Linked DNA regions of Homo sapiens: regions 1 and 2 are each linked to region 3. The links are chromatin loops, found by intact Hi-C in ENCODE. Cell type or tissue: CD14-positive monocyte. All regions are shown on one strand. Each heading gives the region's core, and the rest is flanking DNA. Links, peaks and the distances in the headings are about the cores only. Region 1 overlaps WWOX (WW domain containing oxidoreductase). Region 2 overlaps WWOX (WW domain containing oxidoreductase). Region 3 holds the start of LOC107984806 (a long non-coding RNA gene).

What was found. Hi-C counts contacts between places; a loop is a spot of excess contacts. Peaks named below come from ENCODE experiments on the same cell type or tissue, not always from the same donor. Only the 100,000 strongest peaks of a DNase experiment are listed, where the experiment ranks them.
Region 1: it touches region 3 in a loop (6-fold over the local background); 3 of 110 quality-filtered maps call a loop at or near these places.
Region 2: it touches region 3 in a loop (2.2-fold over the local background); 3 of 110 quality-filtered maps call a loop at or near these places.

Annotation. Positions count from the first base shown.
Region 1 is chr16:79,164,339-79,174,372 of GRCh38, reverse strand. The region is part of intron 8 of WWOX (WW domain containing oxidoreductase); the gene reads right to left. Among named protein-coding and RNA genes, the nearest start is that of MAF, 430 kb to the left of the region's middle. RefSeq lists an enhancer at 3,987-4,559. In CD14-positive monocyte, for the core only: CTCF peaks have their summits at 4,729 and 4,928; DNase peaks (open chromatin) are centred at 3,252 and 5,022; H3K4me3 peaks cover 1,290 bases; H3K27ac peaks cover 2,023 bases.
Region 2 is chr16:79,146,093-79,156,126 of GRCh38, reverse strand. All of the region lies in intron 8 of WWOX (WW domain containing oxidoreductase), which reads right to left. Among named protein-coding and RNA genes, the nearest start is that of MAF, 450 kb to the left of the region's middle. In CD14-positive monocyte, for the core only: no CTCF peak of the experiment used is centred there; a DNase peak (open chromatin) is centred at 5,016; H3K27ac peaks cover 727 bases.
Region 3 is chr16:79,088,382-79,098,415 of GRCh38, reverse strand. All of the region lies in intron 8 of WWOX (WW domain containing oxidoreductase), which reads right to left. LOC107984806 (a long non-coding RNA gene) reads right to left here and starts at 8,366. Exons shown (of 3, transcript XR_001752381.2): 1 at 8,331-8,366. In CD14-positive monocyte, for the core only: no CTCF peak of the experiment used is centred there; a DNase peak (open chromatin) is centred at 4,555; H3K4me3 peaks cover 2,157 bases; H3K27ac peaks cover 1,254 bases.

The sequences.
Region 1 (10,034 bases), core at 2,838-7,837, 75 kb before region 3:
CCGGCTAGTCCCTTCTTAATCTTGAAGGATTTGCTGTAACTTGTCTGGCCAAGGCACTAATTATTGTATTTGGGGGAAAAGATAATTTTTCAGTAACTGCCTGACAGGTAAGGAAACAGAAACAAAGTGTACAGCATTGGTGGCCAAGAGGCATTTGCCACTGAAAACTGGGCTGAGGGAAGCTTGCTTTATCAACCTGTCTACAATACGTGTCCCGGTATCGTCACTAACCTGCCTCTCAGGACCTTTCACTCTACAAAGCCATGGGAACCAAGCCCTCACAAGATCAAGGTCAAATAAACATTCTGACTGTATGTGAGCACCACTTACAATTGCGTATCTTGAAAATACAGTATCCTGCCAGTTTATAAGCTGCCACAGATTTCACTAGGGAGGCATTTTAAGTTAGACATTTTCAAATTCTAAAGGCTGTGCAACACATTAAACACTTTGAAAAGTGAAAAAAAGTATCTATGTAGATAATATATCACCCACCGTCCTCTCCCCCATCCATCTTTCTTTTAATATAGTTCTAGTCAGAGAGTATCTCTCATTTTGAACCCCACTTTGTCATTAAACCTTTTATCATAAGTATTTTTTCCAACTGTCATTTTATTTTAGTGGCTACCTAGTATTCCATTAAGTGAATATACTATGATTTATGGAATCATTCACCTGCTGTTGAACCTTCAGGTTGATTCTAAGGTTTCACTAGGTGGGTTTTTTTTTTTTCTTCAAATTTTTCAAGAGAAAGGCTTTATTTGATAGGAAATAGTTATTTCCAGTGGCTTTGACTGTGAGTGTTGTGAGCTACAGTCTCTTTTTGTGTGGCTGAAGACTTATCAAGGGAAACTGCTTCTCAGGCCATCAGAAGCCACCAGTTCAACTGCTTGCTTAGAACCACAGTGAGCTTCTGGTCCCAGTCTCTGCCTGTTTGCTCACTTGGGTCATGCACGTGGGTGTGTGAAAGAGACCCATGTGGGCCATCCTAAGAATCACATATCTGCACCAATGGGTTACTGAGTTGTACCCCAAACATACAAAGTGTTTTTACGTCTCTAAGATGGCACATGGCACATGGCACATGGACATGCAGGGTTCCCTTCCTGTGGAATGTGCCACTCTCACACCCCTCAGGAGGCCCAGGAGGGGAGCAGGTGATGTGAACCGAAAGGGTTCACTCTGCAGTGACGTAGATGCCTATGGACACAGGCCCAGAGACATGGGCACACATGTGTGTCAAATGTGATTAACAATGGATTTTATGTTGGGAAAGATTCTTCTGCAGAGAATCCTGGAGGTCTTTCCAATGCAATGAAATGGATTCACAGAGGCATTTATTTACTTATTTAGAGATGGGGTCTTGCTCTGTCACACAGCCTGGAGTGCAGTGGCACCATCATGGTTCACTGCAGCCTTGACGTCCCAGGCTCAAGCAATCTTCCTGCCTCAGCCCCCTGAGTAGCTGGGACTACAGGCGCACACCACTACACCTGGCATTTTTTTTTTTTTCTTTTTGCAGGTAGTCTATATTGCCCTGACTGGTCTCAAACTTCTAGGCTCAAGTGATCCTCTCATCTTGGCCTCCCAGAGTGCTGGAATTACAGGCGTGAGCCACCATAACTGGCCGTGAAGGCATTTAGGTTACAATTTTATATTTCCATGGCCTTTTTACACACACACATACGTGCGCGTGCACACAAACAAAAAAACACCTCACAGTTTGTCTTTGCCATTGGTAGTGAGATCACCAGATTCCGAGGGAGGGCAAAAACACACTCCTAAAGAGGCTCCACAGGTTCTTTCCCAGAGTAGACATGCTGGATGCAATTCATGCAGCCACTCAGTGAGGAGGAGCAAACATTTATGTAGGGCCTACTCTGAGCCAGACACAGGGCTCGGGACTACAGGTACCAAGATAAGTGGTTGCTGCTCTTGAGTTTGCAGCCCAGAGCAGAAACACAAGGCATTGAAGTGACTCAGATACAGGTTTAAAAGGGCTGCCTGCTCTGAAATCATGGATCTTTGACCAAATCTGAAGTCCGCGCTTCCTGCACGAAAGCAGCTGCATTTAATACATTCCTACGTGCCAAGTGCCATGCAAAGCTGTGGGATATACACAGTTCCTGCTCCCTAAGGCTCAGTGCCAAGTGGGGAAATAAAACAAGGGCATTATTTTGGATATAATTAAGGAAATGAGAGAAGTTCATGGGGCGTACAACTAACCACCAGGAACCCAAGAAAATGTAGTTCCTGGCCTCCACCTGCTACATGGTGACAGAGGACAGTCACGTGCTAACACAGGGGAGGATCCCAACTTGCCCTCGCTCCACAGGCTTCTGCAGGAGCTCCGTGTTCCTGAGAGTCAGGATGACCTGTCTGACTCATGGCAAACTGCCAACTGCATCTGAAACCCAAGCTTATGCGTATATCGAAATGCAGGAAGCCATCTTAAAAGGATGCACTAATTAGCTTCCTGGGATTTCAGATTTTAAAAGCTTCTGTGATCATATTTGTTTTGGTAATTTTTTTTTTTATTGAAAAGGATTCCGAAGATTGATTCTGCTGTCAGGACATCAGAAAACAAAACAAACAAAAAATAAGACAATGAACTTTACTCGTTTCCATAGCGAAGTGCTTTCAACGTGAATGAAGAAAGAACATCTGCTGATTGGATGATAAAAAAGCAAAATGGCATTAAAAGGCCATGATGCACAGTGAAGAACCAGTCTCCCTTGGGTGGCTGGACTCAACACTGAGATACTCTTGAAGAGCATTTGTAAGCCCACTGTGAAATCAGCACCCACTGTTAGGGGACCTGGGGGCTACCATTCTTATTTCAAATTAAAACAGCAGCAAAAAAGGAATGTTTAAATTCTGGGTAGCAAACTGATGTGAAAGATGACACCGACAAAAAACTTCTTATAAACCACCAACCACTGTTTTCATTAAAAATGGAGAGAGCTAATAATGGAAAGGGTGTATATGATAATTATATTTGTTCAGTGTGGGAAATAAATAACAACTATAGTGCTACACTATTAAGAGAGTATGTAATCATGTTATTAGATATGTCCTATAATTGAAAGCCATTATCAGAATACTTCCTTATAGAGTTAATTCCTCCTCTGAGCAACCCCTAAACCTCGTCTACATTTTCCCCGGGTGTCCCTATGTTGTAATTATCTGTCGCTATGTGTGTCTCCCAAGTCAGTGTGTGATATCCAAGGCAACTCCTGCAAGCATTCCATCCCTCTCACTCTCACGTGCCTAGCACTGGGTCAGCAAATAATCACCACTGAATAAACATAGTTCCTCTTAAAGTTCACTTCTCTAGGCTGACTAATCCTTTGGTCTATTCTTGGAAACATTTCCCAACATCTCACATTTTTCTTAGATTGGGGAGTGTGCATGCAGGAATATTTAGATAAGTCAATGTATTAAAAATTTGTAGGCAAGGCACTAATAATCAGCACACAGGAATCCACGAAGGTTTGGCCAAAGTTGATGAAGAATCACGAGCTATCACCCTCAAACCTGGAAAGACCTCATCTCCTGCTTAAATTTCTTTAAAAAAGGATGACCTTGCAAATTACCTCCTTGTAAATGTAACTTCTAAATTTAGAAACATACAGAAAAAGAAAAAAAAATCATGAATTGAGCTTGCAACATCTTAAAGAGCGCATTTACTGTAAAAAAAAATAGAAGTAACTCTTGACTGTGAAAGTGAGTTCCATTTTTTAATTTGTGTGGTTTAAGTAAAAAATTTTTATTTTCTACAATAGAATCAAGCAATCATTTGCTCCTAGAGAAGTAATTTACAGTCAGATTTCATTTTCTTAATCTGGCATAATTTAGGGTATGAAACTCATTGATTTATGAGAGTGGTACCATTTTTAATCCAAAGATAACATTAAGTGGTCTTAACAGTTGTATTGCAGGATGCTCCCTATAAGAAAATGTATTAGGAGGCAAAAGAGGAAAGTGCTTCTGGAGTCAGACCTGGGTCAAATTCCATCTTTGCTACTTCCTAGCTGGGGGACCTTGCATAGATCACGTAGCTTCTCTGATCCTCTATTTCCTCAACTATAAATTGGAGATGACACTATCAGTTTTGTGGTGAGGATTAAATGAGATGATGTTTGTAAGGAGAAATGTGCAAAAGGAACATAGGACATTCTACCGGGAATCATTTCCACTGGAAAAACATGGTTAGACTGGGTTATTGAAGGACATGATAGCAACTTTTCCAGAGATGATGAAAAATACTCCTGTATTTTCACCAGACATGTTAGGAGATCCTAACTTGTTTGAGCTGGTTGGCGCTCATTATAAAATCTCCTTTTAGGAGGGGTAATGAAGGTGTCCTAAAGATTGCAATGCCCTGCAGGAGAGCACCCAAGCCTGGTCAACAGAGCCAGTTCTGCTGAGCCACTGTGCATGGCCATCAACATAGAGGGTTGTTTTTTTCCATCTTGATTTCTGGGCCCATCAAGCCCGCTGTAAGAACTTCCCTGCAATACAGCAATCTCAAACCAGACTTTTCCCACTATTTAGAGTCAGGAAAAACGTCTGGGGAGGAAAAGGGTAGTCCCTAGAGTGACAAAAGGAGGCTGTGGCAAGGTTGGGCACTGGCGATCCCAGCCATCCTGCCCACCCACCCATTTGGCAGGTCCATTCTAAACTGCAATTTGTCTTGGACAACCTACCTTCCTAGTTGTTGGTTAGGGCTTGTGCCATCATTTCTGTCTTTAGCTATTTGTGTGAAGCAGGAAGCACATTCTCAAAATTCCTCTTCCCCATCCTTGATTCTGGGTGCTGGGGACTTTACCCTGGCTTTAAAAGGACAGCCAGGAGGTGGCTGAAAGGAAATGCAAAAAAGGCTTACAGGCCCAGCTTTTAAGAATTCCAAGAATAGTGCTCAGTGAGACCCTCTGCAGCTGCAGGGAAGCACTGCATTTCTCCAAGTTCCTCCAACTTGCAGATGAAGACGTGACAGGCAGCCACGCAGTTGTTGTGGTTTATGCAGTCATGGCCCTCTGGGGCTTGATCTTGTGATCAAAGTCCTTTGTGCTTTCTAACACATCACAAGTCTCAGACATTTGATGTGCTAAAAACAAACTACTGTCTAGAGTCAGAAAAACCTGGAGCCAAATGCCCCTGTCTCTGAAATGGGAGACTTTGGACATGTTATTTAATGTTTCAAGTCTTGGTTTCCTCCTCTCTACCATGGGCCAAATTTGTTGACTTTTCAGAATTGTGAAGTGGAGGATTAAGTGGGATCATGTTTATAAAACAGCTAGCACACGCCTTGCCCGTATTAATTTGTATCTAATAGATTCTCCATAACTTTCACTTTAAAGGGGTGAAAAGATTTTTAAGGAAGCTCCGGAATCAAGATTTTTACAGTGGGCCAGTTTTCAAAGTGAGATAGTTTGTATAAGGAAAACCTTTAACTTTCTAAAGGGATTTTTCCCATGCAAAAGTTTTTTGTTTTAAAAAATGTTAAGGAACTCGAGGCCACAGCTGATGGAGGTGTGGAGAGAGTGAATTCTGGTCTCAACTGGATCTCAGCTGGATACAAACAAGCTCCGGGATCTTGGGAAACTGGAATGACTTTCCTGGGACTTGGTTTACCCCTCCCCCTTGCCCAGCTTTCCTCCTCTTCCCTGAGGGGCTTCACAAAAGCCAGGTAAGAGCCTAGAGGTGAAAGTACCTGGAAATTCTAGTCGACAAGTGTAGATGGCATAATTATCACTCTCTTGCCTCCCTCCACATTTCTAGGCCCCCCATTGTCCCTTCCTGGGTAATATGGAGCTTCAGAGGTGTGGGCAGGGAGGCGGGGAGAGACTGAAATAACAGGGACTGGATGCCTGCCAGATATTTCAGTTGCACATGCACAACTTGAGTAAGTCCCTGGGGGTTGATTATAGTTACCTGAGAACACTCCTTAACTCTTTCTGCAGAAATGAACTTAATGAAAAGCCTAGTGCCTTAGAACACATCCAGAAGTATTAAAAGCAGAGATTTTCTGTAAAATGGTACAGGCAGCCACTGTGGATAGCAGTTTGTCAGTTCATCAAAAAGTTAAACCTAGACTGATCATATGACCCAGCAATTCCACCCCTAAGTATATACCCAAGAAAAGTGAGAACATGTCCACACAGAAACTTGTATACAAATGTTTATGGCAACACAAGTCATTATACCTAGAAGGCGGAAACAACCCAAATGTCCATCAATGGATGAACAGATAAACAAGATGTGGTATATCCATGCAGTGGAATACTATGCAGCCATAAAAAAGAATAAAGTACTGACACATGCCACAACTTAGACAAGCCTTGGAAACAGCATGCTAAGTGAACGGAGCTAGACACAAAAGGTCACATATTCTTTGATTCCTTTTATGTGGTATACCCAGAATAGGCAAATCCACAGAGACCAAAAGCAGAGAAGTTGGAAGAAGGGAATGGGGCAGTGATGACTTTATGTGTATGCTTTTCTGGGGTGATGACAAAGTTTTGAAACTAAAAAGAGGTGACGGTGGCATAACACTGAGTTCACTAAATGCCACTGAAGTGTACACTTTAAAATGGTTAACTGTATATTACGTGAATTTCATCTCAACTAAAACAATGTTTGCAGGGAAACGAAACAAAACAAGGATACAAGGGTTTTTGAAGTCATTGTGGCCTGAATTTGAATCTCATCTCTGTCTTATTTGACTTGGATAACCTTGGGCAAGTGACTTGGGCACTGTGGGCATTCGCTTCGCTGCCTTAAGCTGATGGGAATTACGATGCGTGGAGGCCATGGAGCATTCCAGGAGACTCTGGAAGCAAAACATCTAGTGCAGGTCAGTGCATGATGGACACACCAGAGATGCCAGCTCCTTACCTCCCATTCCTTCACTAAATGTCTCCCTGTCTCCAAGGTCAGAGCCATCTGAGCCCTCAGTGTCATGGAGGGAAACTACACACTACAGAAAAAAACCAAATACTAAGAATAATATAATAATCACACTTATACTCACCACTCAGAAGTTATTAGCATTTTGGAATTGTTAGCATTTTGTCATATTTGCTTCTTTGCTAATTTTTTAAAATAGTGAAATAAAATATTTCTGATGGCCGGGCATGGTGGTTCATGCCTGTTATCCCAGCATTTTGGGAGGCCGAGGTGGGTGGATTGCTCGAGCACATGAGTTCCAGATCAGCTTGGCCAACATGGCAAAACCCCGTCTCTAATAAAATACAAAAAAATTAGCCGGCCGTGGTAGCACACACCTGTAATCACAGCTACTCAGGAGGCTGACGCATGAGAATTGTTTGAACCTGGGAGGTGGAGGTTGCAGAGAGTAGAGATCAGGCCATGCACTCCAGCCTGGATGACACAGCAAGGCTCTGTCTCAAAAAAAAATAATTATTATATATATGATGAAGTTGAAATTTACCGAGTGTTGTATACTTAGCTTAATGTCTCTTCTGAACAAATAAGCAAGTTCACTAAAGAATTAATACATGGAAAAATAGTTTATTTGTTCAACTGGTCTTTATTCAGGGCCTACTATTAACAAGATATATACTAAAGAATGCAAACACAGTGTTAAAGAGCTTCATTGTAATGAATAATCTGAGCAGGTGCTGGAAGTGGTAGTTCAGCGGTCTTGAGGGACAGTAGTCACCATGTGCCTTGGTTAGCTCATTCTATTAAATGAAATTGGTAGTTTGCTTCCTAAACTTGGATTGCAGTTAACCAGCACAACTCGAAAAATAAGTCTACCTGACATAGTCAATTCAATTGTTAGCTACCTAACAATTGTGCTGTTAGGAAATGTTGAAAATGCGGACTACTGCCCGTATGGTGTGGTTCTGAACTCTCGTTGAAAAATAGGATGGTCTATGAAAGTACACAGTGGCTCTGTGACAAAGGAGGGAGGATTTATCATTGGAATGAACTAAAGAGGAGGCAAAAGGGAAGAAAAGCTGCAAACTAAGAAGGATTTAAAACACAATCTTTGTGGTGGAAATAATGTAATTCCATCCTCCTGTGTCAGAGAAATTAAGGCCTGGAAAAGCCCTGGCTGAAACACCCAGGTTGCTGAGTTGGGAGTGAGGGGAATGAGGTGGGGAGGCAACTCAGTGCTCTGCCTCCAGAAGTGATTGAAGTCAATTTCTTTATAATTTCATGTTTTCCTAAAAACAAGATGATTTGTTTGCACTATTAAAAAAAGTCAAGAATGGACTTCGGCAATACCCCAACTTGTCTGAAGACTACGCTGGGAGGTAAAGCTGGTCTATGCTGCTGGGACGCAGCCTTTTTAAAGGAGATCACTGTACCTGAAATGCAGATAGTTATGAAAATGACATTAATTTGCTTAGACCGAAAGATTTTCACAGGAGAGCAACTACCAGAAAACATTATGAAAATGTCTGAGAGGGCTGGTAATTGAGTTGATTAGTATGACCTTGGTTATGAAGGTAATAGAAGAGGGACGGGTGCTTAGACTGAGTTATAACCCTGTTCCCGGTTCGGCGACCGAGTGAGGGATGTAATTTGTTCAGGCTGACTCGGAGAAGCCAAGCCTGCCTGTGACAAAGTAATGCTTTGACTAGCCGAGCTTGGCCTGTGCTTTTCACCCTGACAGAGTAAACAGGACAGAGTCAAATAAGAAATCATGGACTGGGTTTGTGTGCTACTTCTCTGCGTAAAACCAGCTGTAGGCAGAATCTTCTGGACAATGAGTCCTGAGAAGCACGCTTTCACTGCCTCTGAACTAGCAAAGAGGGAACAGAATACAACTGCACCCCAGCTGAAACAACACAAAACAAAACACCAACATAAACAAAGAATAAACATCCCAAGGAGGTCTATGCTGAATTTGCTCTGATTCTATTTTTCGTATTTTTTTATAGACATTTATGAAGCAATATGCTACCGGCTGCAGTGGGAAATTTAGCTGCATTAATCATAAGAAAGGATTCCATGTCTGGCTCTAAAGCCCATGTTGTTTCCACGACACCTGCTTCAAACAGGCAAGTTTCCCTCTGTAACATATACGCACCCATGTGTGCACACACACATGAAATTGACCTCCGCAATGGCAAGGTCATTGGATGCCGGAAGCCGTTACCATGAGTATATGAGGTCACTAGCATTGTAACTACTTCTACAAAAGTTCATGTCCAGGGAGATTTATCTAGTTTTTTTTTTTTTTTTCCTTCGTTTTAATCTGTGAAGACCTTCCATATCAAGTTTACCCTAGGAAAGAGATCTTACATGGAACGTAGGATAAGTGATACTTCAGAAACAACTATGGTCCTCCCAGAGACCCTCAAATAGAGGTTAAAAGTCTATACATAAGGGTGTGGAACATTTTACACTTACTGTTTATACATGAATTAGAGAGTTGTACTGGGTGAATAACAACAGGGTATCTTTATGCACACTTTGCCTCTTCTCTGTGGTGTGTGGGTTTGCCTGGTTTGTGTTTGTGTGTGTATTTGTAGGTTTTATGAGTCTCCGATTTCAGGGCTGGTGCTACATAAATGACAAAGGGCCCTGAATCCCTTGTCTCCTTGCCTCTGTCACTGAGTTTGCTGACCCTCTAGTGAAAAGGATCTGACCACCACATGCGAGTGGAATAAATTATCGCTGACACTCCAGTATTTAATTATGCAGCTGTCAGAGCGGCCCTTTCGAAATTCATTTTAATAAAGTGGGAACTTTCCCTTTCAAGGTTAGAGTGAGGGGAGTCACCTTTGGTGTCAGCCGGAGGTCTCCACCATGAGCTCTGCATTCTTGCTCTGGACGCCTGTCACTTGGCCTGATAGAAGGTCCTGATAACAGCGCTGATGCCTGGTGGCCTCCCCCCATCCCCCCATCCCTGCCTGAATGAACATCCTTCATTTAAACCCACAATAATGAGGACCTCAAAGTCAGAGAGGCGGGCACAAGGGCAGCCTGTCGGGGAAAAAATGGCTTCTTATTATAAAATTCACTCAATGTGGAAGTGGCAATCTAAAAGCAAT
Region 2 (10,034 bases), core at 2,450-7,449, 57 kb before region 3:
GTTAGTAGTAACAGATGGGCCTATGAGTAGTGAGACTGTGCAAATTCCAGTCGTTGAAGAGGTGGTGGTGACCTGTCTGATTTCCTGGAAATTGTAAACTAACTATTTTTCTCTTTTAATAGTGAAATGACTAAGTGAGTTATGAGTGCTTAGGTGCTTTAAGTATTTCCTTCATCTTCATTCGATGTTTAGAAATCAACAGAGAGACTTGTACCTAGATTAAAAAAAAAACAACTGGAATTCCTCCTCCCTCCCTTTCTCCTTCTTATATGTATTAGTCCTCTATAAACCTGACACCATGCTAGGCACCACTGGTATAAGACAAGGGAAAAAAAAACTCTGGCTTTTTGCATAATCCTTTCTATTCAAAATGCGATCCATGGATTATCAGCCTGTTAGGAGCTTCTTAGGAATGTAGAATTGAGGCCCCTCCCTGACCTCCTATAACCAAATCTGCACTTTGTACACAATCCCCCAAGCAATTCATGCGCACTGTATCATTGAGTAAAAGCCCTGCTGGAGATGAGGGATTGGCTCTCTATGTCAACTTGGCCAAATCCAGCCAACCATGTAGTTTTTCCTGCTGTTTTTTTATGGTCTACGATCTAAAAGTGATTTCTACATTTTAAAATGATTACATTTTAAATGCTATATGAATACCTACATAATAACCTCAATTTTGTCTCTTAGACTTCAAAGTCTAAAATATTTTACTCTCTGCCCACCCCCCCACCTTTTTTGTTGTTGTTGTTGAAACAGAGTCTCCCTCTGTCGCCAGGCTGGAGTGCAATGGCGTGATCTCAGCTCACTGCAACCTCTTCCTCCCTGGTTCAAGTGATTCTCCTGCCTCGGCCTCCCGAGTAGCTGGAACTACAGGCACACGCCACCATGCCCAGCTAATTTTTGTATTTTTAGGAGAGATGGGGTTTCACCATGTTGGCCAGAATGGTTTCCATCTCTTGACTTCATGATCTGCCTGCCTCGGCCTCCCAAAGTGCTGGGATTACAGGCGTGAGCCACCATTCCCGGCTTGCCTTCTTAAGCAAAAGCTTGCCAGTGCCTGCTGTAGAATCTAGAAGAATCTAGAACCCTAAGTCTGGGTGAAGGCACAGATGAAGCTATCTTTTGAAATAAGCATGACATCATGACCCTAATTCCACTGAAAATACTTGTCAGAGGAATGACAGCTCTTCCTCTTCTTTCTTTCTTTCATTTTTTCCAAAACCATGATATGTATTAAACAGGAAACAGGCACTGAGAGCCTAAACCTTGGATCAAGTTTATAAAAGCACAGGTGTAATAGGAATTTCATGGTTCATGCTCAGAGGTTCATGAGGACCTAAAAAATGGTTATCTTCAGACTCAAAAGGACCCAAAAGACATGAAAACTGGTTTAACTGGCTCCATCCACATACACTATGAAAGTGATTAACAGTTTACCAAACGTGGTTGTTTTACAGTGTACATCCATCAGCATAAGGGTTGTATTTTTTTTAAATGTTGCAAACTTTTTAGTTTTTCCAAGTGAAGAAAACACAAAATTGCCATCGAATATCCCCATCACTTCAGAAAAGAGTGGCTATATCCTTTCAACTAAATTCACCTCTTTTTTTTTTTTTTTTTGCAAAAGAGGATTTTAAAAAATTATTTATATGTCCATGTCTATCTTTGAGAGGTAGATTTAGCTGAGGAAGTGAAATGAGGGGCCAGTATTGAAAATGGATGAGAGTGAAAGAAGAGGAGACAGGAATCAGAGTCACAGAGAACAGAGAACTGGTGTCTAGGACAGGCAATCTTCAGAAAAGGAAACTCAGCTGGAAACAAAAGGCTTTGTTCCTGCCCAGCCATTCCCACGGTGACCTCACCGGTGTCCAGGGCAGAGGACACTTACACAAATACTTGTTGCACTAGACTAAATTAAAAGGATTTAGTGGGTGTCGATCTGTAGTGGCATGACCCAAGTTGCCTATTTTTCATACCATTTAGGGCTCTGACATTGAATAGATGAGAACTTGTTTTTAAAAGACTATCCATGATGCATCCACTCAGCATGTTAGAATGGAGGCCAAAGGGAGCCAAAGTTGTTTTGGATTTGGGCAGTATGCCTTGCTCCTTTTTCTCCCAAATTCTAAATGCTTCTGGGGTGCATCCATGGCTAGCATCACGGGAGGCAGGACAAGAAATTGTGGACAGTCCAGCCTGGCCTGACAGCAGGCCTGGAAAACGCTTTCAAACCTTAGGGGCCATACCTTGCCAAGAGCATCTCTTTTGAGTGTAGGTTACAACCTGTTCTTATTTGAAGAGATGTCCCTAAAAGAGCACGCATTCTCCTACCCATAAACAGCTAAACAACAACAACAAAAAACCCCCCCCAAAAAACAGATGATACTAAAGGTTGCTTTCACTAACCTTTAAATGGTACTGGGAGGAATAGAAAAGTATGTACAATGAGATTAAGGCCTTCTATGATCCCCAATTTATGATTAATATGGTGACCACAAAATCTAGAGGTTCTTTATTGCTTTTTGGACAGGCAACTGATTGTGTGCAGGTATTATTAGGATTGTTACTCAGTGTAATCCACAGTCCGAATTTCCACAAGTGCATTGCCGTGGGCTGTTCTCCAGGGGTCTAGACATAACGACAAAAGGCATTCCCGATGTAAACCAAATGACTTGGTATGACCCCACACACCAGTGGCTACCTGAGGACACCTCCACAGTTCCCTAAGTAAGTACCCACAGCAGAGGAGGGCTCTGCTTGGATTCCTTCGCACTGAAAGGGCGGCTTGGCGTGACTCATGTGACTCTAGACCCTCCAGAAAAATTGTACAGGGGAGTCTCACAGCTGGAGAAAGGAAGTCAGGTAGGACTGGGGTCAAACTTTAGTGCTGGAATCTTTTCGCAAGCCACTACGCTGGGCCTGAATCTCCTCCTCCTCACATGGAGATGATAAAGCTGCCTCTCAAGATTTCTTGGCGGTTGAATGAAAAATATAGCAAGCCCATGACCCTGAGCGTGTACTCAAGTGAGTTTGGATTTTCCTGCCCTGTGCTTCACAGAAACCAGGCCTCCGCTCGCTCTGCAGGTCTCCTTGCCCGGCTCTTTTGAGCTGCCTGCATTCTCTTCCTTCCTTGTATTTCCCCCAGCAAGCTTCCCTGACACTCTCACGCTAGGAGCAGTCCTCTCTTTCCACCGTCTCCTAGACCCGGAGCCCACTTCTATCCCTGCTCTTCCCTCAGTGCAACTGGGTACTCCGTTCTATCTCCCAGGGAGTGAGCTCACAAGCTGTCTCGGCCTCCACCCCAGTGCTGGCCCACCTGACACAAAGAAGGTGCTAGATGTTAGCTGCACTGCAGAATAATTCCCTGAGCTCTGCCCACACTAAGCTGACTGCTGGCCACTCTGTTTGGGCATGGCTGGGCAGGGCAGGTTTTTGTTTTTTTTTTTTTTTCTTTGAGATGGAGACTCACTCTGTCGCCAAGCTGGAGTGCAGTGGCGTGATCTCGGCTCACTGCAACCTCTGCCTCCCGGGTTCAAGCGATTCTCCTGCCTCAACCTCCCGAGTAGCTGAGACTACAGGAACACGCCACCACGCCCAGCTAATTTTTGTATTTTTTAGTAGAGACAGGGTTTCACCATGTTGGCCAGAATGATCTGGATCTCTTGACCTCGTGATCCGCCCGCCTCATCGTCCCAAAGTGCTGGGATTACAGGCATGAGACACTGCGCCCGGCTGGGCAGTTGGTTTTTTAAAGCTTAACTGTCTTCCCCTTGGCTTCACCCCAGACTCCTCTTCCACTCCTGATTCAGGAGGAAGCCTGTTCCACCTGCATTCCCCATCGCATGGTCCAGCCAGCCTGTACCCTTCTCTGCCTCATCCATCACCCGTTCTGCCAGCATGGGTCAGCGAATCCCGCTCCTCAGGGCCTCGCCTCGCGTGGGGGAGGGATGCAAGCAAGTTCCAAGGCAGTGCCGACAGAAACAAAATCGATATCTTTTACTCTACAGGAAAAAGTAGAGGATAAACTTCTCAATAGTATTAGAGGAAATTTAACAAGGGATATGGTAAGATCAAGGTCTTCTATGATTCCCAACTTCTGCTTAATACAGTGACAATGAAAACTAGTTCCCCCTTCGTAACAGAGACCTTTCTGTTGCCTTTTAAAGACTCAGAGCCCAGATATCCTCGGCTATTTACATGTGATATTTCATGGCTAAAACAACAAAAAAAGATAAACAAAGGCAAGTCCCCAGTCAAAGAAAAGAGAATTATCATCACATTAGCGTCAAAACTTCAACACTGGGGCTGGAGGCCATGGATTTTCTTGCCATTACAGCAACTCCAGGATCAAATAGGCCCATTAGGTGGCTCTGGCTGTCAGGCACCCTGGCAGGCCGTTCGGAGACTAGCATGCTCTCAACACGAGATAGGGTGGCCACTTACTTCTTGCCTATCCTCTAGCACCCCTGATCTGCAGGCATGGCCTCTGCATTCTGCGTTATTTCACTGAGAAAGGCATGCAGCCCATAAGCAGAGGGTGAGGTCTCAGCTCTGTCGCCTTCTAAATCACAACATAATTGGAGCCCTGTTTGTCTTCAACCTGAACACTGATCATGTAGAAGGAGCGGTATTGGTTACTGTCCTCTCCCTCTGCCACCTCCTGCCAATGCAAGCCAGTGCTGAGGAATGTCTGGTCCAGGGTAACCAAAAAGAAGGCGCACATACTCTTCATGTCTAGGAAATAAGAGCCTACGGATTTGGGGGAATCCACACAACACCTGCTGGAGACGTTTTGTTAGTGACCTCCAGGAGCACACCACAAAGAATAACGCCTTTACTTGGAAAGAACCTCAAAGGCAGTGAAAAGTCAACCACCGTAGGAAAGAATGTTCCAGATTTCAAATGATCAGAATAGCTGGCTGTTTAAGAGGTGGTGCCACTTTTACAGTTAACTATATAACATATGGAAAGCAGGAGGGGAATTTTCTGGGGAAATGAGTCAAATTTGTGTTTCCTCTTTAGTATTAAAATGATAGCTTTACGTATTTCATAGATGTGCCAATAGCAGAGTTGCACTGGTAAAATGAAAACTAACGTTTAAAAGGGAAATAATTCCTGTGCAACGTCCTACAAAGCCTCAAATCAGGGAGAAATGAAAAGAGCCTAGAATAAACTAGGCTGAAAAAGTCTTCTACACCAGTGACAGCAGAATGATGGCCTGCAGGTTGAATCTGGACTGCGGATGTATTTTATTTGGCTCACTCCAAGTGGCCTACGCAATGATTTCATTGCCACCATTTACAAATCGGATAACTTAAGCTGGATGCAGTGACACACGCCTGTAGTCCCGGCTACCCAGGAGGCCAAAGGGGTAAAGTCACTTGAGTCCAGGAGTTCCAGGGTGGCCTGGACAACATAAACGGTGGCCTGGGCAACGACGTGACACCATCTCAAGAAAAAGGGATGATTTAATATTTAAAAATATATGAATTTCTAATCTAATCTCTCCAGAAAAACTGGAGGTTCTGGCAAGTTTATAGCTAATTTCCACGTGGCAACATTCAGCTGGACGTCAATAATGGCTGCCCCTTAGAGATGAGGCATGCACACTATCTTTGGCACTTTCTCCTGTCTTCCCTATATTGGGGACATAGATTTAGCACCATTTATCATCGTATACACAGCAACTTCATTCCTTTATTCTACCTACCTGGTAGTTGAAGCATCTGAAACTGCCCTATGCTATGCTATATAATTATGAATTATTAACAGGGCTTTATCTCCAAGTTCCTGATGCATGAGTCAGAGAGGTGAAATCCCTTGTTTAGTGTGAATTATCCTCAACTGGAAAAATTAAGGCATTGAGTACAAAGTTCAGTGCTGCTCTTTGACAGTTCCATGAATCTATGGTTTGGGAAAGGATCTCTTCTACCTCTAACAAGAAGAGTTTTCATTTTTAATCTTCTGCTAAAGGTAGACTGAGCAGAGCTAAGCTTGGTGAACCAGAGCCATTGCCAGTGAATCACATCTGTGAGTCTTCTCAACTGCCTTAAAATGAGAGGCCTAATCAGAGAAGAACGTATTTGACCAGAAAAGCATTTCCTTCTTAGGTTCCCATAAAAAACATAAATGGGCTCTTTTGTGCCCACAGATGTGGTCTTACTGGTCATCGGCATCTGAGAGTCCCTTTTTCAGTGATGTGGATGGGTGGGTTGATGGATAGAAGGATCTGAACCCTCTTATCTGAATCCCTGTGTGATCCACCAAACCCATACTGCAAGATGGCTGATGGGGTATAGGAGGAGCATCCATGCCAACAGAACTGAGTGATGTATACCAAGCAACGTGAGGCCAGAACTTGGAGTCTGGTCTCCTGCTGTAACCCACTGGCTGCGGTCCTAAATGTAGTCTGTGGCAGAATGCCAGCTGAGAGAAGTACAGATGAAAATATAAGCAGGCAGATTATTTATGAGACATGAAACTAAATGCTCATTGGTTCTTATGCAACTAAAGCTGAGCTCCCTGGTGGCTGATGGGGACTCATTTGAGACCGTCCCTAGGAAGGGAGCTATATTCTTCTCCTAACCACAAAAATGGAACCCACCCAACAAACAGTATGCTTTCCTTGTTGGGCACTAAACTGAGACGGATGTTTTCTGAATAAAAGTTGGTGAGCTATCCACAAAATGTTAGCAAACTGTATCCAACAATGTATAAAAAAACATATATGCCATGACCAAGTGGGATTTATTCCAGGTCTTCAAGGCTGGTTCAATATTTAAAATCAATATAGTCCACCATATCAAAAAGCTAAAGGAAAATCATATGATCATATAGATTGGCATACAAAAAGCAGTTGATAAAAAGTACACACCCATTATCATTTTCAAAAGTTTCTTAGTAATTTAGGAATTGAGAAGAATCACTTCAACTTGATAAAGAACATCTACAAAAAATTTACAGCTAGCATCAAATTTAGTGGTGAAATGGTAAATAACTTCCCCCTCCCTAAGATCAGGAGCAAGGCAAGGATGTTCTCACTACTCTTGTTCAACATAGCACAGGAAGTTCTAGCCACTACAATAAGGCAATAAAAAAAGGGCACACATATTATAAAGGAAGAAATAAAATTCTCTATTTGCATATGACATGACAGGCTAGATAGAAAATCCCAAGAAATCTCAAAAAAACTAACAAATACAAACAAAAATAAAAAACTCCTGGAACTTTATAATAAATGCAATCAGCAAGCTCATAGGATCAAGATCAACACACAAAACTCAATCATATTTCTAGATATATGTAGAAGTTGGAATTAAAAACACAATGCCATTTACAATCGCTCCAAAGAAAATGAAATGCTTAGGTACACACTCCAGTGGGTTTATACTAAATAAATAGAATTACATACCATGTCCACAAACTGGAAGACTCAACATAGTAAAGATGTCAATTCTCCCGAATTGATCTATAGGTTTAATGTTAGACCTATAGATTTAAACCCCATTAAAACTGCAGCAAGGCTTCTGGTAGACATAGACAACCATATTGTACAATTTATATGAAAAAGCACAGGTCTTAGGAAGCTAAAATAATCTTAATAAAAAAGAATACAGTGAGAAGAATCACTCTACCTGACATGAGGCTTACTACATAGCTATAGTAATGAAGACAGCGTATAATTGTCAGAGAGACAGACACATAGATCAGTGGAATAAAGAAGCCAGAAAGATACCCACACAAACATGCTCAATTCATTTTGAATAAAGGTAAAAAAATTCTCTGGAGGAAGATCATTTTCAGCAAATGGTGCTAAAACAATGAGATGTTCCTAGGCAAAATTTATTAGACTTGACCTTAACCTCACATCTTATACAAAAATTAACTCAAAATTTATCATGGGCATACATGCAAAATGCAAAAATATATGACTTTTAGGAAAAAAATATTAGAAATTATTTGGGATATATGGTTACCCAAAGAATTATTAGATTTGGCAACAAAAGCTCAGTTGATGAAAGGAAAAATTGATAAATTGGACCTCATTAAAACTAAATACTTTTATTTTGCAAATGTCCATGTAAAGATGATGAAAAGACAAGCTGTAGATTGAGAGAAGATATTTGCAAACCACATATCCAACAAAGAACCAATAACTAGAATATATAAAGAATTTTCAAAATGCAACAATAATACAACAATTCAAATAGAAAATGAGAAAAAAACATTAATAGACATTTCACCGAAGAGGATATATAGATGACAAACAAATGAAAATATGTTTAAAATTATTAGCTATCAGGGCAATTTAATTAAAACCACAGTGAAATATCACTACATGTTTACCAGAATGGCTAAAATAAAAAACTGCAACACCACCAAATGCTGGTGAAGATATAGTGAAACTAGATCACCAAATGCTGGTGGAAATGTAAAATAGCATGGAAACAGCTTGACAGTTTCTTATACAAACTAATCATGTCATTACCCTACAACCCACCAATTGCATTCATGGGCATTTATCCCAGAGAAAAGAAAACTTCTATTTACACAAACACTTGTGTACAAATGTTTATAATAGCATTACTTTCAATAGCCAAGACTAGATTTCCTTCAGCGGGAGAGTGATTAAACATACGATCACTTATATGTACAATACCATGGAATACTACTGAGCAATGAAATTAAACAAGCTACCGACACGTGCAACAACTGGGAAGAATCTCCACGGAATTGTACCGAGTGAAAAAAGTCAGTCCCCAAAAGATTACATACTATGCTATTCTGCTTATATAATAATTTTGAAAAAACAACATTTTAAAAGTGGAGAACAGTTTAGTGGTTGCCAGGGGTCAGGGATGAGGCAGGCGCAGAAGGAAGGTGGGTGTGGTTTGCAAGGCAACGCAAGGGAATTTTGTGGTGATGCACTGTTCACTGTCTTGATGTAGTTGTGTATAAAGGAAGCTACACATTTGATGACACTGTATAAAACTACATATGTAGACACAGACACACATATACACACTTGAGTACAGGTAAAATGAGAAATCTGAATAAGATCCATAGATTCTGTAAGTGTCAACACTGTGATATTGCACAATTGTTTTGCAAAAGCTATCACTGGGGGAAACTGAGCTAAGAATATGAGGAATCATTGTATATTATTTCTTACAACTACATGTGAGTCTTCAATTAAAATTTCAATTAAAAAATCAGTGAACTAGACATGAAGGGACACATGTAGAAGTACAAGCGAAGGTGCCTCCAACCTCCTTAAACCTCACACAGTATTTGCTACTTCTGCTGGGGTCTCCAATCCTAGCACTAAAATCTCTTGTTCAGTAGTCTTCGCTTCCTAGAATGTAAGCTCCTTGAAGGCGAGGACCACACCTTTCTGACCACCTAATTCTCAAAACTTCCCATAATATAAACCAGATGCTTAGTAAGCACTTGCTGAGTGAATGAACCTTAATTCTCAGGGTACTGGCTGCATTCTCCCACTTAAATATTAATACGAACTCTAAAATGGCTGTTATTATCCTTATTTTATCCTGTGTGGGAGAGGAAATGAAGCTTCAGATAGGTTAAATGACTTGCGCAAACTGTAATATAGTTATGAGTTTTGAAAACTCGTTACGACTCCAAATCTCAAGACCCTTCTACTACGCTGCCCAGGTCAGCCACAGACCTGTGATCGGATGCAGCAACACAGGATGATATAAGCCAGTTCTGGAGGAAAAGTCTCTAAAATAGAAGCCTCAGAGATGGGAAAACATGGCAGGTTGAAGACGGGGCATCAAAGAAGGCTCTGCTGGTAGGAGAATACCTTCAGGGTCAGGCTGACATTCCAAGAAAAAGGGACCTATTGATAAGAAATAAAAATGCAAAAGACTCTTTTTGTTTTCTCCTCTGCATTATATTCAAGGTAACATAATCCAAGAGCTCATCTGACTAAATTATAAGCCTACTTCATATCATACACTTCCTTCCTTGAAAAATGCAAGTTACCAGGAATACAGATAAAACACAGC
Region 3 (10,034 bases), core at 2,115-7,114:
AGTTAATGGGCTTTCTTCTGCTGGTTAAGAAGCAGAAATGCACTCTAGGAGAAAATACCACCCACTGGGAGTCAGGTGTCTGTGTTCAATCCCCACTGTCTGTCTCAGACACTGAGACTCAGTTTCCTCCTCTACTAAATAAAAGGAGTCCCCAAATGTGACTGTGCCTCTGCTTAGAGCTTCTGGATTCAATCTGCAATCAAATGAATGTCTCTCTGGATGGTGAGGCCCAGGCATCTGTGTGTTTTCAAGCTCCCAGGTGATTCTGATGAGCAGACAGGTTTGAAATTTGCTGGACTAAAGAGCGTCTCAAGTTTCTTCCAGCTCAAAAACTTGATGTACCTAGGAATCAAATTCTGCAGGCGCCTCTCTAGATATTGGACAGGCAATGTTCCAGACATATTAATGCTTTGGGGCCACTGGGATATGGTTTTAAAGGCTTGAAGCATTGCCACACTGCCTTAGTCACCCGGCAGGACCTGACTTATCATTTTGCCTGTAATGCATGTTGCCTGGTGGTTTGAAACTTCACCTGAAGTTCAGATGTGAGGCAAGATGCAATGGTCAAAATCAACAGATCTGAACTGCGATCGACGGGCAAAAGGCTTGAATCTCCTCAGTTCCCACTCTCAGCCCCGCTACTCTCTTATGCCCTGTGCCAACATGATCGCCTTCCCTAAATAAAAGACAGAAAGTATCCTTTATCCTCCAAAGATCTTTTGGAAACAGAATTAAATTGCACAGCGTTCACCCCTAGCACACAAACCTAACCCCCTTTGGAGTACGATGTTGAATGTCGTCATTCTCAGAACCTGAGGGGCTCTCTCTGGTTCTCAGTAGGAGAGGGTTATGTTTTTTCCTAATACAAACAAAAGACATTAGAAAGCATGTGGAGCATATGATAGCGCTGCGGTGCCACTGCGAACAAAATATGGATTTTGCTTTTGTAATGTGTGACTATTAGATCACAGCGTTGGTTGCAATAAATTATCACTTTCAGTTCCTGCTAATTGCTAGACTCTTCTGCCATGGGCTGCAGTGATGTGGGCCAAAAAAAAAAAAAAAAAGTTTTGGAGCCAGATACAAATATGCATCCTGCTGGATTGCGAATGGCATCTCGGATCTTGAATAAATGCCTAAGGAAACAGCTAGGCATGAGGGCCTGGGAATCAAAGACGTCATTATGCAATTATTGAGAAAAGCAGGCTCTTTATAAAAGAGAATTCTGACTTCTCTGTGAATCCACTGACCCAGAGCAGCCTTCACCCTACATGTATTCCTGTCCATAACGAGTACCTACAGGGTATGATGGAAGCAAGTAAGTTAACTGGTGTTGAAGTTAAAAAAAAAAAATCCAACCTGACCTTTTAAATGAAGAGATCCTTCTATGCCTTCTATGCCACAGAAAGTTGCAAAACCCACGAATGACAGCATGCCCCCTTCCTGGCTTCTTCCTGGCCCCCTCCCCAATATGCCCACAGATGTCCCCACCCGACCCTGATCCTTTCTTCTCCCCAGAGTATAAAGAATCTAGTGAGATCTTCTGGGCACAAACCTCGGCTTCAAGCTCCTTCTTCTTATTCTGTGAGAGTCAATTTCTGTATTAAGATCAAAAATTTGCTAAGCACCTATGAGGTTCCTAGTGATGGGGATGCAGGCATAAACAAAACAGGTGAAATACCTGCCCTGTTGGAGCCAGCATTCTCAAAGAGCGGGGAGAAAGCAAAATGGGTAAGTAACTGGAAATTGTGCTTGGATTGATGGCAATGATAATATGGAGAAAAATAAAGCAGGTGAAGGGGGTCAGAGGTGCTGCTGGGGATGGAGAAGGAAGATTGCTGTTTTAAAGATGGTATCTAGAGAAGGCTTCCTCCGAAGGTAACAGAGAAAGGATGGGCCAGCCCTGTAGCTGTTGAAGGGCACTCTGAGTGGGATAACCAGGAGGGGCATGGGTCTCATTCCATTGAACAGCAGGGAGGCCCGCACAGCTGGAACCCAGTGAGCAGGGGGAAGAGCACTGGCAGGAAGAACAGAGCCAATGGGGGAAGGGAGAGGACGCAGGATGCCATGGCCAGCTCGAGAGCATGGCTTGCACTCCGAGTAACAGGGGACGCCTTCAGAAAGTTCGGAGCAGGAGAAAGAGGTGATCTAACATATTTTCAAAGGAGATTCTGGTTCTCCGTGGAGAAAGAACTGAAAGGGTCCCAACATGGCTGGGTGCCAGGAGGCCCTTAAAAGAAAGGACTGTGGTCAGGCTCTGTGGCTCATGCCTGTAATCCCAGCACTTTGGGAGACCGAGGCAGGCGGATCAGTTGAGGTCAGGAGTTTTAGACCAGCCTTGACAACATGGTGAAACCCCATCTTTACCAAAAATACCAAAAAAAAAAAAAAAAAAAAAATTATCCGGGTGTGGCAGCGCATGCCTGTAGTCCCAGCTACTAGGGAGGCTGAGGTGGGAAAATCACTTGAACCTGGGAGGCAGAGGTTGCAGTGAGCTAGATCATGCCTAAACAACAGAGCAAGACTCTGTCTTAAAAAAAAAAAAAAAAAAAAAAGAGAGAGAGAGAATTGAGCAGTGATCCAGGCGGGAGGCGAGGGCAACCTGGAGGAGTATGCAAGGGTGAAGTCGGCTTTCTGAGGTCTGTATTCCTATTTGTGAGGTTTGTCCCTTGCTCCTCTCACATGTAAACTCCGTTGAGAAGAACTCAGTCCCTGGCACACAGAACACATGTGACAAATAATGGTTCCATGTTGAAAAACCTGCCAGGTTAGAGCCTACTCATGTCCCAAGAAGATCGACTTCCGCTAGATGAGTGATAACTAAATGTGGCTCCATTTGTTTTATTATTTATGCAATGTCAGCTCCCCCGCGCCTCACCCTGCATCTCCTCATCTGAAGAGGACATTCTGACTGATGGACCAGGGCAGAAACCAGAAGCCATCCTGCTGCCCCCACCTCTTCTGCTGCCTGGCTCTCTGACCTTCCACCTGCCATTTATTTTGTCCGTGCCTCAATTTCTCCATTCTGAAAATAAGAATAATTCTGCCAAGGGACCATTATGAGGATTAATGAGGTAATAAGGAAATGCCTGAAAGCAGTTTGAGCTCCTTGAAGGAACAGCTATAAATGCAGGGTCCATTTTTCCATCTCTTCTGTCTTCTCCCGCTAAATAAAACAGCCAGAGGGAGAAAGCCCTGTTGGGGTAGAAAGGAAAACGACAGGTGGACAAAGACAGCAGCTCTTTCTCCAGCAAAAATACCCTTAAGTAGATTCTAAGGCATTGGGAAGCCTTTTAGAGAAGCCTCCTTTGCAATAGAACGGGGCTGGGGCAGAGAATATCCAAGAAATTGTGAGGATTATTTTGCCTCAATTTGTGGACCAGAAATCACCTCAAAGGGACTTAGAAATAAGCCAGAACCATGTCGCCCCTCCTGTGTGCCCGAAGAATTCAGAAGCTGACCAGGCGATTGGCAAATCCCCTCAGCAGTAAAGTGAAAAAAATCGCCCACGACGCTGATCTGGTTTGGGCTGATGACACTCTGGGGTAGACACAGTGTAAACCTGTTGGCTCAATAAATATTGGGCTCCTTTTAATGAAAGAAACACTGTCATTCTCTTCTCGTTTCCTCCCTCTTGTCTCTTTAAAACTCCTTTAAATGAGAGGTTGTTATTCCTCATTCCAGGTTTATCTTCAGATGGTCACTAAGTTTATATATGTATCCTTGTACATATTTTATACCAAAACTTCTAGAAAATGCTAACTTAAAAAAAAAAGAAAAAACAGACCTGAGATGGGTTTTTGAAACGGTTACTCTGATGCAGTTTGTTGTTGTTTCTTATTTGCTTTTTAAAACTGAGGAAATGGCCTGGTGCGGTGGCTCACACCCGTCATCCCAGCACTTTGGGAGGCCGAGGTGGGCAGACTGCCTGAGGTCAGGAGTTCTGGACCAGTTTGGCCAACATGGTGAAACCCAGTCTCCACTAAAAATACAAAAAAATTAGCTGGACATGGTGGCGGGCGCCTGTAATCCCAACTACCTGGGAGGCTAAGGCAGGGGAATTGCTTGAACCAGTTGGAGTTTGCAGCGAGCCGAGATCGTGCCATTGCACTCCAGCCTGGGAGACAGAGCGAGACCCCGTATCAAAGAAAAAAAGAAAAAAAAAAAAAAAAGAAAAACCTCAGGAAATGCAGACGAGAGCGCTGGCAAAAGTGGTAATGAAATATCGGCACACGACGAACTTTTGCAAGCAACCCTACATGCACAGTTGTTTGTAAATGAGGAATTGTATTTCTGCATTCACAGGATAGAGGAGTGAGGAGGTGGGATGAGTGCTAGGTGGGCACTTTATCTGGCTAAATTATGCCACTACTTCTGAGTGACCCCATGGACATTCATTCATTCATACATGTATTCGTTCATTCCCTAGCATTTGTGGAAGTGGTATATGACACGGTACTAAGTGATAGAAGGCTCTGGGCTTCCTCCCCTTTCTCTCTTGGAAGGAGAGAGCGAGAAAGTGGCCAGGAAGCTGCGGTGAGGCCCACTCTGGGCTGAGTCACTCGGTTCCCCTTTTCCCTTTTTACTTCAGGCCTGTCACTCTGTGTCGAAGGGCAGGGGGAGGGGAAGCAAGAGAGAAAAGTATCAATGATTGGAGAAGAGGAACAAGTTTAACTAATATCTGATTATCCTTTTGATGTTCATTCAAGTTACCAAAAAGGCTGAAGCACTGCCTGTGCCTCGACAGGAAGTGTGCGGTAAAAGTAATGTCGTGATGTTTGTTGTGGGTGCCAATGGGCCACCCTGCACCGGGCACTGGAGGCCTGCTGGGAAGGTGAAGTGGGCCCACTGCCTGCTGCGGGTGGTGGCTGAGCCACTGTGACTGTTAAATGACTCTTTTTCATTTAATAAAAGAAAAAAAAATCATCATATATATTGCAAGCACAATTTTTAGGCAAATAAAAGCTCTATCTAAATCAAACAGAAAAATGTTGGGTCACAATAAGCCACTGAACATTTCTTTTTGATCTCATAATTGAAAGGACTCATTTTTTAAAATGAGAAAATTTAAATAAACAAATTTAGAGTCTCATCCCCTAAACGCAACTACTGTCAGTATTAATAGACAGGTATTTAGTGTTTCTGTGTATCTTTCGCCTCCAAAATCTGCCTCTCTCCCCACCTCCTCCCAACCACACCGTGACATTTGTTTTGTTTTTCTGATAGATGTAAACACATAATTTTTGCCCATTTTTTTTCCTTTAGAAGTGTCATTCTTTTCATTGATGTAGACTTGTCTATGAAATGGCTGTACCACAGTTACGTAACCAACAGCTCAGCATCTTTCTTTACAGCTGTTGAACTGCTAGGTAAAAAGTAGTGGTGCAAAAGTAATTGCGGTTTTTGCTATTGAATATAATGGTGAAAACCGCGATTACTTTTGCTCCAACCTAACTAGAAAATAGCATTCTATATTATAGATGAAAACTCACATGTCCATCCATGAAAATGGGCCTTATCTAGTTGAAATCCAAACTCCACTCCTATGGAGCTGGGGGGTTATGAGGGCTGAGGGGCCTGAGTGAGACAGCCTCGGGATGGCCTAGGGTTTATGAAGGAGCCATAGAATAATATGTTTTCAACAACGTTTACATTAATTCCAGAGAGATCTCCAAAAACCCTCATTTTTGTGTTCAGTCTTGGGGAAATTATGTCCATGAAAGGTACATACATCTGTCTCTGTTTCCATCACAATTCACTCCTCGCCAACGACTTTTACTGGAAAAAGGGGTTTCGCCAGATGAATCAGATCAGGCTAAAGACCAATTACACAAAACAAGGAACGTGGCTGCTGGCCTTTTCCCTGAACTGCAGCTGAAACTCAGAGAACCATTTCCAGGGGAAAGAGCTGGGCTCCTGGAAGATGTATAGGGTCAGCCTGGTGGTGAGATGGTGATGAGCAAGGGTGCACATCCATGAGGAACCAATCATGTTGGAACAACTAAGTGATATCGCCTCTGGCTTTATTAATATTAAAGACCACAGGCTAGGCGGCTGCCATTTTACTGCCCTGTTTTCAAGCCACCCAGCACGATTGATTCCTAGCTCCCAAAGGCTTCCCCTCTGTTATCTCTTTAGGTTTTAATATTGTTAAAGCCTTAATAATCGGTGGGCTAAACACACATGTAATGAATCCTATTAGTCATAAATGGCTCCCTGCACACAAGAAAATGAAGTAGGAAGCCTTCTCTTGCACACAGGCAAACTCCCCTAATTCAGACTACCTGAAAGCAAGACTGATCTGAATTACACATTTCTTTAAAAGAAAAACGTGAGGCCCGGTGCGGTGGCTCACACCTGTAATCCCAGCACTTTGGGAGGCCGAGGCGAGAAAAGATCACGAGGTCAAGAGATCGAGACCATCTTGGCCAACATGGTGAAACTCCGTCTCTACTAAAAATACAAAAATTAGCTGGGCGTGGTGGCATGCACCTGTGGTCCCAGCTACTCAGGAGGCTGAGGCAGGAGAATCACTTGAACCCAGGAAGTGGAGGTTGCAGTGAGCCCAGATAATACCACTGCTCTCCAGCCTGGTGACAGAGCTAGACTCCGTCTCAAAAAAAAAAAAAAAAAAAACAAAGAAAAGAAAAGAAAAAGATGCGGTCGGGTGTGTGCAGAAACCCTCTTGAGAAAACCAACTTTTATCTAGCAAAGTCCTTAGGCGAGCTGCTTTAACGAAGAGGTAAGAATATCCTTGAGTCAGTAGGAGCTTCTAAATTGCCCGAGGGTACTTTAAAACTGCTCTCTTGCAAAGGGCACAGTTCCCCCAGATTGTTCTGGGGTGTTCTTTGCTTAGTAAACCCTCTCTCCAAGATGACTGCACAGGCTAAGCCTCAAGCCAAGAGCCAAATCCGAAGATCATAAATCCCAGATTCCTGAAGTCCACATGAACAAAAATTGGGTAGAATGAACACCCAGTGGGGAAGCTGGTATATGTTGCTACTGCCTGGCAGCCTTCAAATTCATCTGTGCTCACGAAAGCAGTGAAAGAGCTTCAACACAGGAATGAGATTACAAAAAAATTTCATGCACTGGGATCAGCATATAGCAAAAGGTGAGAAAAAAAAAAGCAGCATTAAAATAAAAATGCCCCAACTACTACTTAGTTTTTTGTTTTTGCTTTTGTTGTTCACATTGTTTGTTTTGTTTTATAGGAAGAGGAAAAAGTCTGGGGGAAGGATGTGGTTATGGTGGCTGGTCACTGGGCAGAACCAAATAAAACCTCGAGAGCCTCCCTCGCTCAATCAGGGTAAAATCCAGTCTTTCTAGGCCTGGAGCGGTGGCTTGTGCCTATAATCCCAGTACTTTGGGAGGCCGATGTGGGTGGATCACCTGAGGTCAGGAGGTTGAGACCAGGCTGGCCAACATGGTATCTACAAAAAATACAAAAATTTGAGCTGGGTGCGGTGGCATGAATGCCTGTAGTCCCAACTTCTTGGGAGGCTGAGGCAGGACAATTGTTTGAACCCAGGAGGCAAAGGTTGCAGTGAGCTGAGATCATGCCGCTGCACTCCAGATGTCTCAAAAAAAGAAAAACAAAATAACCAAAACAGAGTCTTTCTAAAAACCAACAAGGCAGGGCATGGCCAAGCCTCCTCAGTCTCTCCTCCTGGCCTTGGTGGCATGCCTGGGCCCCGCCGAGCATGTGCCTCACTCGGGACCTTGATACTTGCCGTCCCCTCCTCCCTTGCACCCTGCACCTCTTCGGACAGGAATCTGTCCACAGGCCACTCATCACAGAACCCTGTCTAGAGCCATACAGCATCGTCTTCCTGTCCTCAGCCCTCTAAACAGGAATGAATTATCTTTACAGCACTTATCCTTGCTTGCATGTCTTGATTTCTTTCACGTCTCTTTCCCCAAGTAGAATGAAAGCTCCCTGAGGGCAGGGATTTCCTTTGTTCACTGCTGTATCACTAGGTATTGCACATAGAGGGCCCTCCAGAAACGTGAGATAACTGAATGAACGGATGAATGAATGAAATATATAACTATATACTGAGCATGGCTTTAGACACCAATGCAACACATTATATCACACACACACACACACACACACACACACACACACACACGCACACAGTAGAATCTGTCAGGATGGCACCCCACGAGGCTAGCATCTTAACCCGACCCTGGCCCACTCAGACCCACCAAGTCAAGAAACAGCCCTTTTTATGGGCCTTCCAGTAACATTAATTGTTGGTCATAAAACTTCAAAGAAACAGATATTTATAGCTTGATTAAAGCCCCTTTTTTCCACACACACTCACCACAGCACTTTCCAGCTGGGTTCCCATGAGCATACTGAAAACAGCCTCCTGCCCACTTCCTGTCAAAGCCAGTTCCTTAACCGCTTAGGTCCTGAAGCTCGCCGGCCCCCCCTTTTTTTTTTTTCCAGTGTTCACTCTTTCGGTTTCTCTTGGGTTTTCGCAGTTGGGTTTTTCACTCTTTTTCTCAGGCACCCAAGCCCCCCTTGAACCGCCCCCATATCCAGCATGACAACAGGGGCCAATGAACACATCAGAACTCCGAGGAATGAAAAGGTTCCTTCTCAGAACAGCCTCCCAAGGGAAACAAACAAACACTATGAAGTTTTGCAAGGTCTGGGCAACTAATATGGTAATCTGTTTACCATGCTTAAACGCTTAGGCGACTGGAAAACATTTCTCTAGTGCACCAATTCGAAGAAGTCATTCCTGTTTTTTATGTATAAAGATTGCCACCTTAGCAGGGCGTGGTGGCTCATGCCTGTAATCCCAGCACGTTGGGACTTTGAGGCGGGCAGATCATGAGGTCAGGAGTTCGAGACCACCCTGACCAATATGGAGAAACCCTGTCTGTATTAAAAATACAAAAATTAGCCAGGCGTGGTGGCGTGTGCCTGTAGTCCCAGCTACTCGGGAGGCTGAGGCAGAAGAATCGCTTGAACCCAGGAGGAGGAGGTTGCAGTGAGCCGAGATCATGCCACTGCATTCCAGCCTGGGCGACAGAGCTAGACTCTGCCTCAAAAAAAAAAAAAAAAGGTCCCCACCTTGAACGTTCATGATGACGCTAATTTATAATCAAACCTTTGCCAGGAACTTTACAAATATTCTAATCATTACAAAAATCTTGTGAGATGACTAATGTCTCCATATAAAACATGAGTAGAGACTCATAAAAGGTCAAGAAACCAGTTATGCAGCTATAAAACGGCAGAGCTAGGCCCTGTGCCCACCATATGCGGCCTTCCTGATGAAAAGTCACATTCGCACCCTTGGTACAGCACACGAACTGTATTAACTGCATACAGAAAAGACACCAAAGGGCCCTAATTCAGGCAAAATGAAATTGGCTTCATTCCTGACAACAGCTATGTTCAAGGTACATTGAGTTCATCCTATACTCCCTCATTACACTAAACATTAAGACAAAAAAAATAGATTTTAAAAGTACACTCCAATAGGAAGTATCCTTTGGAAAAGAGGTGATCAATATGTTCAGTAAGCTTTAAAGGATGAGGGTCAGAATGCATCCTGGGCTTCTATGGACTTTGCCGTTGGGTGGACGATGAATTCTCTTTGAATATCTGCAGTATATCTAAAGCAGTCTTAGCAGCCCACGGTAAGTAGCAACTGTGGTAATTAATAAGTATTATGCGGTTCTCAATATGGACCACATATTTGACAAATGATGTACCCACAGAAGGAGCCCCCCTGCAGATGTTATCATCTGAGAAAAATGGAAAGTAAAGTGGTCTCCATGGAGTGAGTCTAGAAAACCTCTTTTAGTTTCAAAAAGAAACCCCCATAGAAAACATCGCATTTCTTTATGTTGTCATTTTTCTGACTCCGTCATATTTGCAGCGGCCCAGATAAGACTTGCTGATGACTGTGAGGTTATCCCTTGCACCATTCACCTGTGCTCATCAGGCTGCCCACGGCTCAGGGCCAGACCTACGGTGTTCAGCAAACCCTGTCTTTATCTGATCAGAG